Linked DNA regions of Mus musculus: regions 1 and 3 are each linked to region 2. The links are chromatin loops, found by intact Hi-C in ENCODE. Cell type or tissue: heart. All regions are shown on one strand. Region 1 overlaps Rapgef6 (Rap guanine nucleotide exchange factor (GEF) 6). Region 2 holds the start of LOC115487722 (a long non-coding RNA gene). Region 3 has its middle 19 kb from the start of Mir7671.

Region 1 (5,000 bases), 270 kb before region 2:
CAAGATGGAAAGAGAAAACCAACTCTTCCAAGCACTCTTCTGACTCCACATGTGCACAGCGGCACACATCGTTTGCCTTCCCCTACACACTCAAAGGAAAAAAAAAATATACACACACATACACATAAATGTTTTTTAAAAAGAATATTGTACGTAATTGAGGAGATAACATCATTCCCAGACAAACAAAAGCAAGAGGAGGATATTGTCCCATCAGATACATCTTGAATGGTAAAGGGAAGGTCTTCAAACCACAAGAGATTGACAAATAAGAGAACATGGAAAAAGTACAAAGCTGACTAGTGAGAGTCCTTACACAGACATATCCAGATGCTCTAATATTGCTAAAAATGGTGCATAAACTATATATATTATCATGGCCCTACCCCTGTCTAGATTAAAACAACTGTTCTTGTTCCTTTGGTTTGTTCGTACCTTTATGATCATGTTGAAGTGCTACAATTTAAAAATAGTTAAAACTAAAAGATGTTTGTATGCATCACAGAAACCATAAGGAAAAAAATCTATAATATACAAACCAAAAGTAATAAAGAATCAAGCCACACTACTCGAGCCAAATAGTAAGTAAAGCACTAAACCATCAAGAAAGACTACAAGAAAGGGAGAAAGAAAAAAAATAGGAGCAACAACAAAACTAGAGAATGCATTACAAAATGATTATGGTAACAGCATACCTTTCCAGGATTACTTTGAATCTGAGTGAGTTAAGGTCCCCAGCTAAACAGTCTCGGGGTATAATACTGTTTTCCTAGCATGTACTAGGCTTCAGGCTCAATCCTCAGTATTATAGGCAAATAAACAATTCCCAAACACACAAAGAATGATTAAATAGAAAAACTACTCTATATGCTTATCAGAAATCCAGGTCAACTCTAAGGACACATACAGATGCAAAGTAAAGGAATGGAATACTTCTATCATTAAAATGGAATCCAAAAGAAAAACAAAAACAAAAAAACAAAGGTCAAGAGTAAAAAGAGACAAGAAATATCACTGTATTATGATAAGGGATTAATTCAGCAGAGAAAGTAACTTTCCTAAATATATGTGCACCCAAATAAATAAAATACTACTGAGGAATGCATGCATACGAAATGCACGAACATATGAACATGTTATGTATTCATACATTTATGTACACAAGCACATCTACAAAGTAGAAAAATTCCATATAACTGTTTAAAATGTTTCTGCCTCCCAAAGTAATTTAGTGACTCAATGTAATGTAATCTGTATCAAAATACCAATGACCTTTGACACTTTACACAACCCCCCCCCCACTACCACCCTGAACTTGCAAGAGGTATTTGACCAGATGGAATAAGTCAGAAGACAAGACTATCCCAAACAGAAAAAGACATGAAAGAGTTTTGGAAATCCACAAAGGGAGTGAAAGAATATCTGAAAATGCCAAAAAAAACCCACATGTGATTAACCAAAAAGAGTAGGCAAGCATAGCATCTGTGCCCAGGCGGGGAATGGGAGAAGCAAGGGCAAAAGATAAGCCAAGCAAGTCAAGAAAAGTACAAAGCCTTGATAAGCTTCAAATCCTGTTGGGAGGTTCTGGTGAGAAACAAATTCCTTTGGTGGAAAAATCAATATAAACTGAAGTTCCACTTCATCACTTTACATTAGACCCCAATGGCAGAGCCAGATACCATCTTGAGATGGAACCTATTGTTAAGCTGAGTGGGGAACCAGAGGTCTGGAAACTGCAATCAGGCCTGCCAAAGACATAGGATGAAGGAAGGCCCAGGAAAACAGCTATAGAGAACAGTGAGCTAGATAAAGGCTGGCAAGCTGAAGGGCACAGGGAATTGGGGGGACTCATCCAAGCAGGCAAGTACATAAGGATGATAGTCTCTTATCAATAGTTCATTTATTGAAATGATTCTGGAGTTTGATAGCCTGAGATCAGTAGCTCATCAACCTCTGGAGCCATCAACACTTCCAAAAGAGCCTGAGAACGTTGGAGGTTCTGTGGTGTACTAAAGAACCACTGACATATCAATCTAGCAGAGTGATTGAAAACCAGGAGATCTTTAAAGTACGGAGACATGTCCTTCCCATGTGCTTTGACTTTTTCTCACACTTTTGAGGTACCCGAGAGAAACATTCCCAACAGAACTTCTGCCAGGGGAGAGAACCTGCCACAGGGTGCAATTTAAGTATGGCCAGCAGAGGCCGCTGGTGTTCAGACAAGGAAAATTATCAATGAAGACAGCAGTGCTAGACACCGCAAGTTTACCTAAGAAACACAGCAACAGCATAAGCTCTAGGAAAGACAGAAACCCAGTTTAACTGACCCCCTCCAGCCCTCACGCACAGAAATTTATTGAACAATATATTTCTCTTTTCTCTTATATCATTCTGCCATGTATCCTCCTCGTTCCCACACTATTTTTAAATAGCACTTTAAGCTATTTTAGATGATCTTATCTTTTTTAGTCCCCTTCTTGCATTTACCTAATTTCGCTTTTGAATTTTCTCATTATTGGGAAATCTTTATTTTTCATTTAATTTTTTTCTAATTTCTTGTTCTTTTCTCTTCTCTTCTATACTTCTCTATTGCTTCTTTTTCCTTTCTTTTAATGTATTTCTCCCTTTTCCTGCCTTTCCCCTTCATTTATTTCATCCACTTACTATATCCACACTAACCCCTTAAACGATTTTTTTTTTTTTTTTTTTTTTTTGGTTTTTGGAGACAGGGTTTCTCTGTATAGCCCTGGCTGTCCTGGAACTCACTTTGCAGACCAGGCTGGCCTCGAACTCAGAAATCCACCTGCCTCTGCCTCCCCAGTGCTGGACCTTAAATGATTTTAACTTCAAAGCACATTATATGCAACCTTGTCATTTTATGTCCTGTGATAATTAACAGATGACATCAGTGGGCTTCAATCCATTGTCAAGTGTATTTACTGTGTAGAGTCTGTTGCAGTTTGCTGCTAATAGTAGTTTGTCTTCTTCTCTCTGAATGGTAATGGGTCTGAGCAATTATGAATGACCAATGAAGAACTCAAGGAGGAAATGTAAAAATACCTAGATTCAAATGAAAATCAAAGCACAATTTATCAGAACCTCTGAGATATAGCTAATGTAACAGGCCCCCAGACCTTAGAAACACAGACACTATGCTAGAAGCAACGTTCTGACTGTAAATCATAACATGTAGGCCTCAAAGTGTGCCAAAACAGGAACATAGATGTAACCCATCAAAGACCTAGTCTACAGTTCCAGGAAGTCTCGAAATGTACTAACCTTGCTTTCTGGCTTCTGTAGTTCTGCTTCCTGCTATCTGAACTATGACAACCAGGATATGTTTTTGGTGCATAAAGAGAAAGGCTTGGGGCTGCATGATGTAGGCAAGTTCCCAATGCAGCTGCAGGCCAGCAATAAAGAATTTCTTTTCAGTTTTAAGAGTTTCTGTGTAATGGTCTCTGGTGGTCTTAGTTTTACCTTGAAAAACTAAGGCAGTGATGAGAAAGTATTTGCCCTACTGATGTGATGAGACACAAGGACCATGGCAACTCTTATAAAGAAAACCATTTAATTGGGGCTGGCTTACAGTTTCAGAGGTTTAGTCCATTTATTAGCATGTCTAAATCAGGAGAGAGAGAGAGAGAGAGAGAGAGAGAGAGAGAGAGAGAGAGAGAAAGAGAGAGAGCTTGAGCTTTTGAAACCTCAAAGTCCACCCTCAGTAACACACTTCTTTAAGGTCATACCTTTTAATAATGTCATTCCTTGGTGACCAAGCATTCCACTCTAGGAGCCTATGGGGGCCATTCTTAATCAAACCACCAGTTCTGAAGTTGTTAGGTAAAATGTTGTGATATGGTATTAAAGAATGACAAAGGAAAAAAGTCTGTGTTCAGTATAGACACAATCTCATCTACAATACTTTTTTCTTTTACTTTTGCATTGGTGAGGGATCAAACTCCAAAAACTCACACATTACAGGCAAACATTATACCATGGAAATACAGCCCACATCCCTTCTGAAAACATTCCCAATCTGCAGTTGTATGGCCTTCCAAAATTACACTTGTAGGTACACAGTGTAATGGCCAATCTTAATTGTCAACTTGACAGGATTTAGAAAGTAGTAATACACCCTAGGCCTTGTCTAATGATGGTGTTCTAGAAAGTTAATATGGATGCACAATCAACCTTATGGGCTGTGTCCTGGACTGACAAGAAAAGAGAAAGTCCGCTGAGCACCAGCAAGCACCTGTCTGCATTCAGACTGGAGGTGCAGTGTGACCAGCTGCCAAAGCTCCTGTTGCCATGCCTCCCTGCCATCATGTTCTCTCTGTTCCTCAAACTGTGAGCCAGAATAATTCTTCCTTATGTTGCTTTTGATATGTATTTTGTCAGTGAGAAAAGTAACTAATATACAAAGAGTCAACTTTACTGTATAAGATGTTATTAAATGAATGTCATTTATTTATTATAGCCAGACATGGTATATTAGTGATTTCAGAACTCAGGAGATTGAAGCAGGAAGACACCAGATTAAGGCCACCATGGGTTATGTTAAGACACTGTCTTAAAGCAATAAAAGAGTTAAAAGCACTAATTAGTAGAGGAAGCATCAATATAGGTATCAATACAAGAACAACAACAACAGAAAGTCCAAAGTTAAGAAGCTACCTTTGTTTATTATTCTAACTAAAGTCAGTGCTAAAAAAGACCCTGTTAAGTCATATAGCTTGAGCAAGAATTTTTTTCCTGCAGTTATTTCCTTTTTTTCTTGGATATTTTCTTTATTTACATTTCAAATGTTTTCCCCTTTCCAGGTCTCCCCTTTGGAAACCCATTATTCCATCACTCCTCCCCATGCCTCTGTGAGGGTGCTCTTCCACCCATCCGCTCCCATCCTCCCACCCTGGCATTCCTCTACCCTGGGCATTGAACATCCTCAGGCCAGAGAGCCTTTCCTCCCACTGATGTCCAACAAGGCTATCTTCTGCCACATATGT
Region 2 (5,000 bases):
AAGGAGATTATAGGGAAGCTCCCAGTGAGTAACTGGCTGAGGTTGGCCTGGTGCAGGCCGGCTCCAACAGGTGCCTCAAGCCAGTGAGCCTCATGATTCTTTCTTTCTATGTCCTCACAGGAACCTGAACTCAAAACTGATGATGAAGGACCCTCTCTGAGGGTAAGAGCCCTGCTTTGGGATATTCTTGGGTTCCATCTATCTCCTGCCTGGGTGACTTCAGCCATCACTCCACGATGCCTTGCTTCCATTTTTGCATCTATCTCAGTGGGGTTATTAAGGAAATCATCAGATGACTCTCAAGCCTCAGTATATACCTCAGTCAGCTGCAATAATGAAAGTTACCTTTTAGGATATACAATGAAGACAGCTGTGGGTGAACCCTGCCTGCTGCAGGCCTCTGGCTCCACTTTCAGTGGGGATGCCATTGCCCTCTGTGACTTTTGTGTCTTTTGCTTTTCTTCCTCCTCCAAAACTGAAGTTTGTGTTTTCTACTTCCGCCAGCCCCAGACATTACTATTTGTAGTTATTTTCCTAGTTTGATACAATAGTTATGTCTTGTTTTTATTTGTTTGGACCTAACATGAAGTTCTTTGCAAGAGTGCTGAATGTCTATATTTCCCCTCCCTAGGAACATGTTGGAGCCTATAGGATTTTCTTCTAGGTATCGAGAAATTCTTAATTAAATTAAAGCATTGGCCTGGGTTTTTGGCATCTTGGTATTTTCCTTGGCCAACCTTCTGCCTTTTCTAGAGCTTTTCTGGAGGGATGTGTTTTCCTCAAGTACAGACAAATCTGCTTAGATCCTTCACACAGCTCACAGGCTGCCAGGAGTTAAGACCTGGTGCTTGGGAGAAACAGGCCCTTGTCTGAGATATACACTAGCTTTTAGCCCCAGGATAATGAAGGGACAGGAATAAGGCTGTTCAAAGAAATCTCAAATAGCAGGCACACTTCCCTAGCTCTGATCTCTCCAGCTCTCACTTCCCAACTCTCACCTCCCCAGCTCTTTCCTTTCCAGTTCTCACCTCCCTGGCTCTCACCTCTCTGGATCTCATCTCCCTGGCTCTCAACTCCCAAGCTCTTTCATTTCCAGTTCTCACCTCCCAGCTCTCACATCCCTGGGCCTTACATAAAGATTTCTTGCCCTCTTAGAATAAGAGCTTTCGGAGAGTAAACCTGTCCAAATTCGTGGAAAGCCAAGGAGAAGTGGATCCTGAGGACAGATACGTTATCAAGTCCAATCTTCAGGTGTGTGGAGCTGCAGAGGGTTGGGGGTGGGGGGTGGGGCTCCGTGCCTTTACCTTTCCCAGCATTTTTGGAGAGGAAAGTAGGGCCTTCTCCACTTTAGGAGGGATCTGACTATGCCTTGGTGTCTCTCCACAGAAACTTAACTGTTGCCTGCCTACATCTGCGAATGACTCTGCGGTAAGCTGCCCTTCCCCCACGTGTTTAGCAGGCTGTGCCCTTGCCCATGACCAGACTTATAGTTTGCTGTGGCCCGCAGCAACATGTTCACATCTAATGCCTTCTTTTCTGGTTCCTCACAGCTGCCAGGGGTCTTCATTCGAGATCTGGATGACTTTCGGAAGAAACTGAGATTCTACATGGTCCACCTTAACGATCTGGAGACAGTGCTAACCTCTAGACCACCTCAGCCCGCATCTGGCTCCGTCTCTCCTAACCGTGGAACCGTGGAATGTTAAAACAGCAGGCAGAGCACCTAAAGTCTGAATGTTCCTCATGGCCCATGGTCAAAAGGATTTTACATTCCTTTATGCCATCAAATGTCTTATCAATTTATCTACTTTCTGAAATTTACAACTCTCCTTTGGCTTTACCTAATTATGTTCCTATTTTATTCCATTAAGGCTATTTATTTATGTATTTATGTATTTATTTATTTATTGCCTTCTGTGATGTGAGTATATCTGTTTTAGCTGAGGAGGAGTTTCTCCAAAGAAAATTCCAAGGAAGACTGGGGCCATGTTCATTTGTCCCTTGTGGAAATAAATAACTTTGAACAAATGGGTTTGGTTTCGTCCAGTTTCTTGAGGAGTTTGGATTGATCTCTGTAACAGTCCTAGAGGATACTTGTCCGGACATCACATGCGGCTACACAGCATGCAACATGTATCAGATCTTGGTCTGGACATTTAACCTTTACTATTTAATCTACTCTTCACTCCAAACCAGAATGTGTGATCTCTGTTTTATGGGACTACAGAAGTCCAGTTTGGCAAAGTTAGACCAAGTAAATGCAGCTTCTAACTAGTGCCCCCCTCTAGGACTTCATTCAGGCTTGGCGCCTGAGAACATGCTGAAATCCATTAGAATGCCTCCCCTAGTGGTCATACTTAGAACTGCAGCAGTGTCCCTAACACTTCCTGTAGTGGAAATCTATCCACTACCACCATCATCTGAGCTCCCAACTAACTGGCAGGACTCTCTGAGGGTGCAGGTTACTCAGACAAAGAAATCTCACTTTTTCCAGAAGTTTCCATGTCTGCCTAGGCTTCTGGCTTCTCTTGGTTGATTTATTCTCCCTACCTCGTGCCTGACTCCAGACTGACCTTGGGATTCATGACTTATTGAGCCGGATTGAGCTTTAAAAAGGCGTCTTTGAGCCTTAACCTTAAATCGTTAGAGGACTTACCTATGGGCTTGCCTGTATCCTAAGGCTGTCATATGGGACGCGCCCTCACCTTTTGCTTGTGTTTCCTCACGGTTATCAACGCTGTGGGAGCTCCAGCAAACAAAAGTGCTGTGGCTTTCCAGACCTTCCCCCTCCCTTTCTTTCTACCTAAACTTTCAGCCACCTTCAGCTCAGTCCCACTGTAGGGTTCCTACTGTCTGGTTCTGGATTGTCCAAGATGACCCATGACAGGGCTTTCCTCTAAAAGGGAAGGATAGGGAGGGGACCACAAGAAGGACAACCATATGGTGTCTTGGTTGCAGAAAACAGCCTGAATGGTGGGGTCTGGGATACCACCAATGTGGGAATTCAGTCTACCATCAGACTCTGGTACTGTGTGCCTCCCAGCCCGGCTCCCTGAACCCTGCCCGGTGGTGCCTGGTGAATCCTCTAGCCTTGGAGCCAGCTGGGACAAGGGGCCAAATGAGCCTTCTTTTTCTGTCACCACACTAGGGAATAGTATCCTCCCTGATTCCTCAAGAGCCCCATAAGGCAGCTTTGGGTACTGACATCAGATCCTGGGGCTCATTTCCCTTTATTTTTCTTTTCTATCTTTATCTCTTTAGGCTCCCAGTGAGGAACAGCCCAGTTGTTGAAGATGTAGGAGGAAGTGGGCAGTTTATCTGCCACTAGCTCAGAAATGCATTCTTCTATGTACCTCTCCCAAATAGACTTTTAAATTCCCAAAGAAATAAACCTCTCCTCTCCCTGCCCCCACTCCTCTTCTTCCCCAGCCTCACTCACCTGAATGCTTGGGATGCTCACAGGGCTGAGAAGTCAGAGGTTTGTTTCTGCAGTTCGTGAAATGACCACTAGAGGAAGAAAATGCCCCTAGTCTTAGGGTTCACTTAGGTGCTGTGGGGGAAGATGGGTCTAATATGTTCAGTTAACTTGGATTCTAGACTAGATTCCCCAATTCTCCTGGGTATCCACTTCACCCACTTGCCTTCACTCATGAACTTTTGTGCCTGGTCCTATTCCATCCTAGCTGAAACAGCATCTGTGCTTTATTTCATGCCCCATGCAGAGTCATAGCTCATCCTCAGCCTCGCCTCCCTCTAGGGTCCTGCTACCTGCTGCCCCGTCCAGCCGTGCTTCCCCAGTAACGAGTCCACATAGTAACAAGACCCAGTGTCAGTGGTGAGCTGAGACCACCATACTGACTCATGGAACCAATTGTTCAATGTTTAAAAAGAAATTCCAGAACATTCTGGGCAAGGTGGTAGATTAGAAGCTGAAGTTCGTGCATAGATGAAAACTAGGTTAAAAGCACAATAGCTCTATTCATATAGAAAAGGAAATATGTTTAAAGAAAACAGAAATAAGCCGAGGTGGGAGTTTCTCCACAAAGGAGCCAAGCCACTGGTATCAGCCACAACTCTGCTCCTGCTGGTCAACTGCAAATTAAGTATAGGTGGACACCTCGGGAGCTGGAAAGAGGGGTCCAGGCTCTGGAAATGCAGCCAAAGGCTGGATAAGGCATGCACAGATTTTGGCTGGTGCAACCCAGAGACCCAAGGCTGAAGACCAGGAGATATTGCCAGAGAAGACACTGCCTGGTGAGCCACCTTGAACTGTGAGAGTATGCTGTGGGAGCTGTTACGGTGCCCTGATGGCGCACAAAGGTAAGCTCATGTGTGTGGGCCTCATACACTTCCAGAGTCTGCCACCCAAAACCCAATCTTTAAGACACCAGAGGCAAAGTTGTAGCCTGCAGCAGCAGGCCCCAGAGCAGGGAATTCTGGCAGAGTGATCTTTAGTGGTAGAGATGTTTCTCTTTGGGAAGGACACTGACTTAGCTTGTTTGAATTACTGAGACTAGTAGCCCCCTCCCTACATGTGGAGACTGATAGGCCCACAGTTCTTACTTCTGCAGTAGTTTCTTCTTGGACTTCACACCTGTGCCTTTTCTCTTTTCATCCTTAACTGTTACCTCCTCCTTCTCCATTTCTTCCATGCTTCTATTTCACCAGTTACATACTGATATCCTTAGCTCTAACAGAAACGATAAACTACACTTTCCCCAGACACAAACATGTTGTGTCTAAACCTTATCAGAGACAACCCCAAAGTACACAGATATCTTCTGCAAAGCCAATGGCAGGACAGCTGTTAAATCTCATATGTTACTGCAGTTGCCCCCCACCTTACTAACAGCAGGTGTAGACGACTCACATAAAATAAAACAAGCAAACGAGGAGTAGGGGAAAGCAGGGGACCATAAAAAGAAAAGGACAAATCTACCTTAACAGATGCATAAGACATAACAGAAAGATCACAAAAGCTCTTACCTCTCTTAAGACCT
Region 3 (5,000 bases), 520 kb after region 2:
CCCCCAACCCATTCCAGGCAACATCCCAACTTTCTTGTAAAATTCATGGCCTCTTTTTCTTTAATTGTGGTTACATTTGTGTGTGCATGTTTGTGGTGTGTTTGTGTATTTCCAATATATAAAGCCAACCTGTTTAGTCCATATAATGTTCTTTAATGTTCTTTGTTTTGTTCTTTTTTTTTTTTTTATTTAAGATTTATTTATTTATTTTATGTATGTGAGTACACTGTGACTCTCTTCAGAGAGACCAGATTGGGTCTCATTACAGATGGTTTGTGAGCCACCATCTGTAATGTGACTGCTGGGAATTGAATTCAGGTCATCTGGAAGAGCAGACAGTGCTCTTAATGGCTGAGCCATCTCTCTAGGCCCCTCCTTACATACATTTGTATGTACATGTATGTACATGTTTTCAGGACTGACCTTGGCATTCCTAAGTCCCCTGGAGTTCTTTGTCTAGGGTTGAAGCCTCATAAGCTTTCTCCCTTCCATGTTAGCATGTCTGTGTGGGATCTTCCTATTCAGGCCATGTTTAGGTAGCCATGTTGGTGAGACCTCATGTGTGCAGAATCTCTGGCATTTCTAGGACACAATCTAACAGCAAACCCCCTGTTCTCTGGCTCTTATAGTCTTTCCTCCCCATTTTCCATGGTGATCCCCAAGCCTTGGGTGAGCAGTTGTGTTATAGATGTGGCAGCTGAGACTGGTGCTCCTCAACTCTGCATTTTGATTGGTTGTGGTTTTCTGTAATGGTCTCCACCTACTGCAAAGAGAGGCTTCCTTGACGAGGGGTGAGGACTACACTTACCTGTGGGCATAAGGATAAATATTTAGAATGTAGTTAGGAGTTATGTTGGTTTAGTAAAGTGGTGGTTGTGGGTTCCTTTCCAGGATCCATGACCTCACTAGCCCAGGGAAGTTGGCTAGGTTTCCAGTATGGTCGTGGTTTCCCCCTTGTTAGCATCAAGCCTGAAGTCCGTTTGGAGAGCAGTTGGTTACAGACAAGGTATGTGTGCCACCACTGCACACTGAGGGATACCGTGCTGTGCTAGCTGTTATTGTGATCAATACTCATCACAGCTGGGTAGGAATGTTGCAAGTTTGTATGGTGCCTTCTGGTACTATGGAAGCTAGTCCTCAGGCTTTTAGATAATATCTACCTCTGAGACTCTGAGCCTTGTGTTCAAAGTATGTGATGTCTTCAGTAGTAGGGTCTTACCTTCCACAGCCAAGGACAACAACAATATTCTATAATGTAAGTATATGTTGTCCCAGAGCAACTACCAAAAGGAAACAAACGAAATATACAGTTGATACAGATAAAATACAGTTCATGTGTTTATTTAAATAGGACGCCAAAAGTGTTCAAATAATGCCAGTGTAGGCAGGGTAAAGAAAATAGAGCGGTAACAACATCTAACACAAGTGAATAAATGACTCCCCAGAAGACAAACAAAACAGGAGGTACTCAGCACTCAGGAGGAGTAGAACAGAGAAAATCCCAGCTGATAGGTACCTTTATGAGTGGTATACACAAATTATTTTATTTTATTTGGTTTTTCGGTTTTTGTTTTGTTTTTTGTTTTTTTGTTTTGAGACGGAGTTTCTCTCTGTAGCCCTGGCTGTCCTGGAACTCACTCTATAGACCAGGCTGGCCTCGAACTCAGAAATCTGCCTGCCTCTGCCTCCCGAGTGCTGGGATTAAAGGCATGTGTCACCATTTCCTGGTAAATTCTTTATTTTAAAAAGTGCTTTTGAGACAGTATTTCTGTGTAGCACTGGCTGGCCTTAATGTCAGTCTGTAGACCAGGCTGACACACATATCCAACTGCCTTTCTTTCCCAGTGCTGGAATTACAGGGGTGTGCAATATCATGCCTGGCCTGGCTTGTCAGTGTGTGTGTGTGTGTGTGTGTGTGTGTGTGTGTGCGTGTGCGTGTGCGTGTGTGTGTGTGTTCAAATAGATATACACACAGGTGCAGATACTAGATGTTAAAACATATTCCTTAATCACTCTGCCTTATTTTTTTAATTTTTAAAATTATATTTACTTCCACGGGTTGGAGAGATGGCTCAGCAGTTAAAAGGTCCTGCTCTTTCAGAGGTCCTGAGTTCAATTCCCAGTAACTACATGGCAGGTCACAATCATCTATAATGTGATCTGATGCCCTCTTCTGGCATGCAAGCGTGAATGCAGATAAAGTTTTTCTTTTGAAAAACTTATTTATTTTCTTAAAAAAAAAAAAAGCACCAGGTGGTGGTGGCACATGTCTTTAATTTTAGCACTTGAGAGGCTGGGGCAGGCAGATCTCTGAGTTTGAGAGCATCCTGGTCTACAGAGTGAGTTCCAGGACAGCCAGGGCTACACAAAGAAACCTGATCTTGAAGAACAAAATAACAACATATTTATTTGCCCGTGAGTGTGTGTGTGTGTGTGTGTGTGTGTGTATGTGTGTGTGTAGGTCAGAGAACAACTTACTAGAATTGATTTTCCTCTTCTGCAGATGGATCCAGGGAATTGTACTTGGCAGCAAGCATCTTCTCTATCAGCTGAGTCATTCCTCTGACCCAACACCTAATATTTTGAGACAATATTTTGGGCCTCATGGAAGTCCAGAGACAACAGGTTCTCAGTCTCAGACATCCCAGATGTTGCTGTATGTTTCAGAAGAGCTGAGAACAAAGTGAGGGCCCCAGGGCTGAAGGGAAAAGAGGGCAGGGGGAGATGGAGTGCTGGGTGGTTCCCACATGGGTGAGAGCCCTTAGTTTGGTCCATGGCTGGAGCGCAGAAAGGCCTTCTGGAGGGAGATTAGACATGGCTCTTTAGGATAAAGCCTATTCCATCATTCAAGCACAGCGGGTCTTGATGAGCAGAGTCAGTCTGTGATTTTAGAGCTTTTTGTAGAAAGGCAGGGGGAAAGAGAGAAGGGAGAAAGAGAGAGGCTGGCCATGGCCACGCAGAGAAAGCAGGGAAGGGAGGAGAAGAAAGAGAGCTAGAGATGAGAATAAAAGAGGTGAGAGCTTAAGGGAGCGAGGAGGGGCCAAGCAGCCCCTTTTATAGTGGGCTGGACTATCTTGCAGTTGCAGGGTAGCTGTGGGGAGGAGCATACCTGGCTATTGTCAGGTAACTGTGAGGGTGGAGTCTAGCCAGAATGCCGGGAGCTTGGGACTTTGTCTGCATGACTGATAGTCACAGGATTATGAAGTTGGGGGCTCCATGGTGTCAGGCATCTATGTCTGGGAATGTGGCTCACTGTTCTGTCCCTTGTAGAGTTTTCTACTGGGTCTCCAGCGTAAGCTTTGCTCAACTAGAACACAGGCTGCCTTTCACAGTCCCACACGCTACCTTGTGTGGAGCTCCACAGAAAACAGAAGAAAAGTAACAGTATCCTGCATGGTAAGCAAAGAACAGCATGAATGCGAGTGCTAATCATAAACTTTATTTTTTGGAGGCTGTTGTTGCAGGCGGTGCATTTGAGGGGATAAGGCTAGGTTGAAGAGGTGTTGACCGGACGCTGACTTCACCTTGGAGTGACAGCGCAATGGCAATGGGACAGGGGAATTCTAAACAGGCATTTGTTCTCAGCCTAAAAGAGCTGCTTCAGGCAAGAGGAGCAGGGTTTAAAAAACAGATGTTAGAAAACTTCTTAGCTCAAGTAGATTTGTGGTGTCCATAGTTTCCAGAAGTAGGGATGGTAAAAGCTCTTTCAGAGCTCTCCTAGGGACAGGAGGAAGGAGGGAGAGATGTCCTGCTTCTTCTCTGGCTCCTACTGGAGATATCCTTAGTTCTGGCTCTGGATCTCTTAAGTAGGGTATTTGGGTCCCTTTGGGACATCAAGTTCTCTTCCCTCTCTGTCTATTGTCTGTCCTTGGTGCGCTAATCTGTCCATGTCTGTCCATTTATGCCTGGTTTTGTCTTTTGTTTGAATGGTTGGTGTTCTGTGCTTCATGTTCAAAAGAAAAAATGGATAAACTTATCTGCTGGCTGTCCCTCGTACCCCCCCCCCCTCCTTGCTTTAGTTTAACTTGTTTAAAAGGCACTCAATTTGCACTGCAGAAACTGAGAAGTTACCCTGCAAAAAAACTCTGTAATTGGGTTCAAAAAGTAGCAAGGCACTCCTCTCTTGAAATTACAGCTAGAAAAAGTAAGAAAATTTTGTTTAGTCTAAATATATAAGATGTGTGTGGCCACTTCATTTTTGTTTCTGACTGGTTTTAAAAGTATAAATATGTTATACATGTCTTGGTTATAGAGTATTGGCTTATAAGTTATTTGGTATGATTAAAATTTTGTAACTTTGGTAATAGAAAGTTGGCTTAAAACTGGTAACTCAGGGTTGGAGTCATTCTAAATAACACGTGGCATGAGCCAACCCAGGAAAATATGTCTCTAAAGATACTTCTAAATTGGGATAATATTTTATGTATTTCTTATCCTAGAAACTAGACTTATGAAGGATAGGATTTAAAACAATGTCTCTTTAATGAGGTATTAAAAGCTGCACTGTCATGCACTCATATATAAAAACTGGCAGCCAAAGTTTGTATCGTGAAAGTAATGCTCTTGGTATTGATTTTAGAGAGAAAAGATTGTTTAAAACTGGGCTTTGTTTTCCAAAATTATGGGTATGCTCTATGTTGAAAAAGAAACTTAAAAATATAGTTAAACTGCCAATGTTCCATTAGTTGCAGTTTACAATTCAATTACAAGCTCATGATTTTTAACTCACCCATACTTGTAATTAAGAAAAAATTAAGCAAGTGAAGATGATTGCAAGAGTAATAAAAGAGTTTAAAACAGCTATAGCATAGTACCGACCTGCTACCCCTTTTATACAAGCTTTATTGGATACAGTGGTAGAAGCAAATTTAACCCCCCAAGATTGGAAAGGAGCTCTCAGTGGGAGTTTATCTGGGATCGAACAAGGTCCCGATGAACCAGGTCCCGATGAACCGCCTCAGGAATTTGTGGATAGACTGCTAAAAGCAGCTGGTAGAATT

The links. Peaks named below come from ENCODE experiments on the same cell type or tissue, not always from the same donor. Only the 100,000 strongest peaks of a DNase experiment are listed, where the experiment ranks them.
Region 1: it touches region 2 in a loop (10-fold over the local background); 3 of 42 quality-filtered maps call a loop at or near these places.
Region 3: a loop joins it to region 2, with 7 times the contacts of the local background. A loop is called at or near these places in 8 of 42 quality-filtered maps.

The regions. Positions count from the first base shown.
Region 1 is chr11:54,532,323-54,537,322 of GRCm38, reverse strand. The region is part of intron 1 of Rapgef6 (Rap guanine nucleotide exchange factor (GEF) 6); the gene reads right to left. Among named protein-coding and RNA genes, the nearest start is that of Rapgef6, 12 kb to the right of the region's middle. In heart, a CTCF peak has its summit at 2,193 (motif pointing right); a DNase peak (open chromatin) is centred at 2,202.
Region 2 is chr11:54,262,110-54,267,109 of GRCm38, reverse strand. Il3 (interleukin 3) reads left to right here. Exons shown (of 5, transcript NM_010556.4): 1 at 1-24; 2 at 121-162; 3 at 1,156-1,251; 4 at 1,387-1,428; 5 at 1,551-2,025. The coding sequence ends at 1,706. It overlaps LOC115487722 (a long non-coding RNA gene), which reads right to left and starts at 3,496. Exons shown (of 3, transcript XR_003949552.1): 1 at 3,440-3,496. In heart, CTCF peaks have their summits at 2,355 and 3,523; no DNase peak of the experiment used is centred here.
Region 3 is chr11:53,742,653-53,747,652 of GRCm38, reverse strand. No RefSeq gene overlaps it. Among named protein-coding and RNA genes, the nearest start is that of Mir7671, 19 kb to the left of the region's middle. In heart, a CTCF peak has its summit at 2,177 (motif pointing left); no DNase peak of the experiment used is centred here; H3K27me3 peaks cover 222 bases.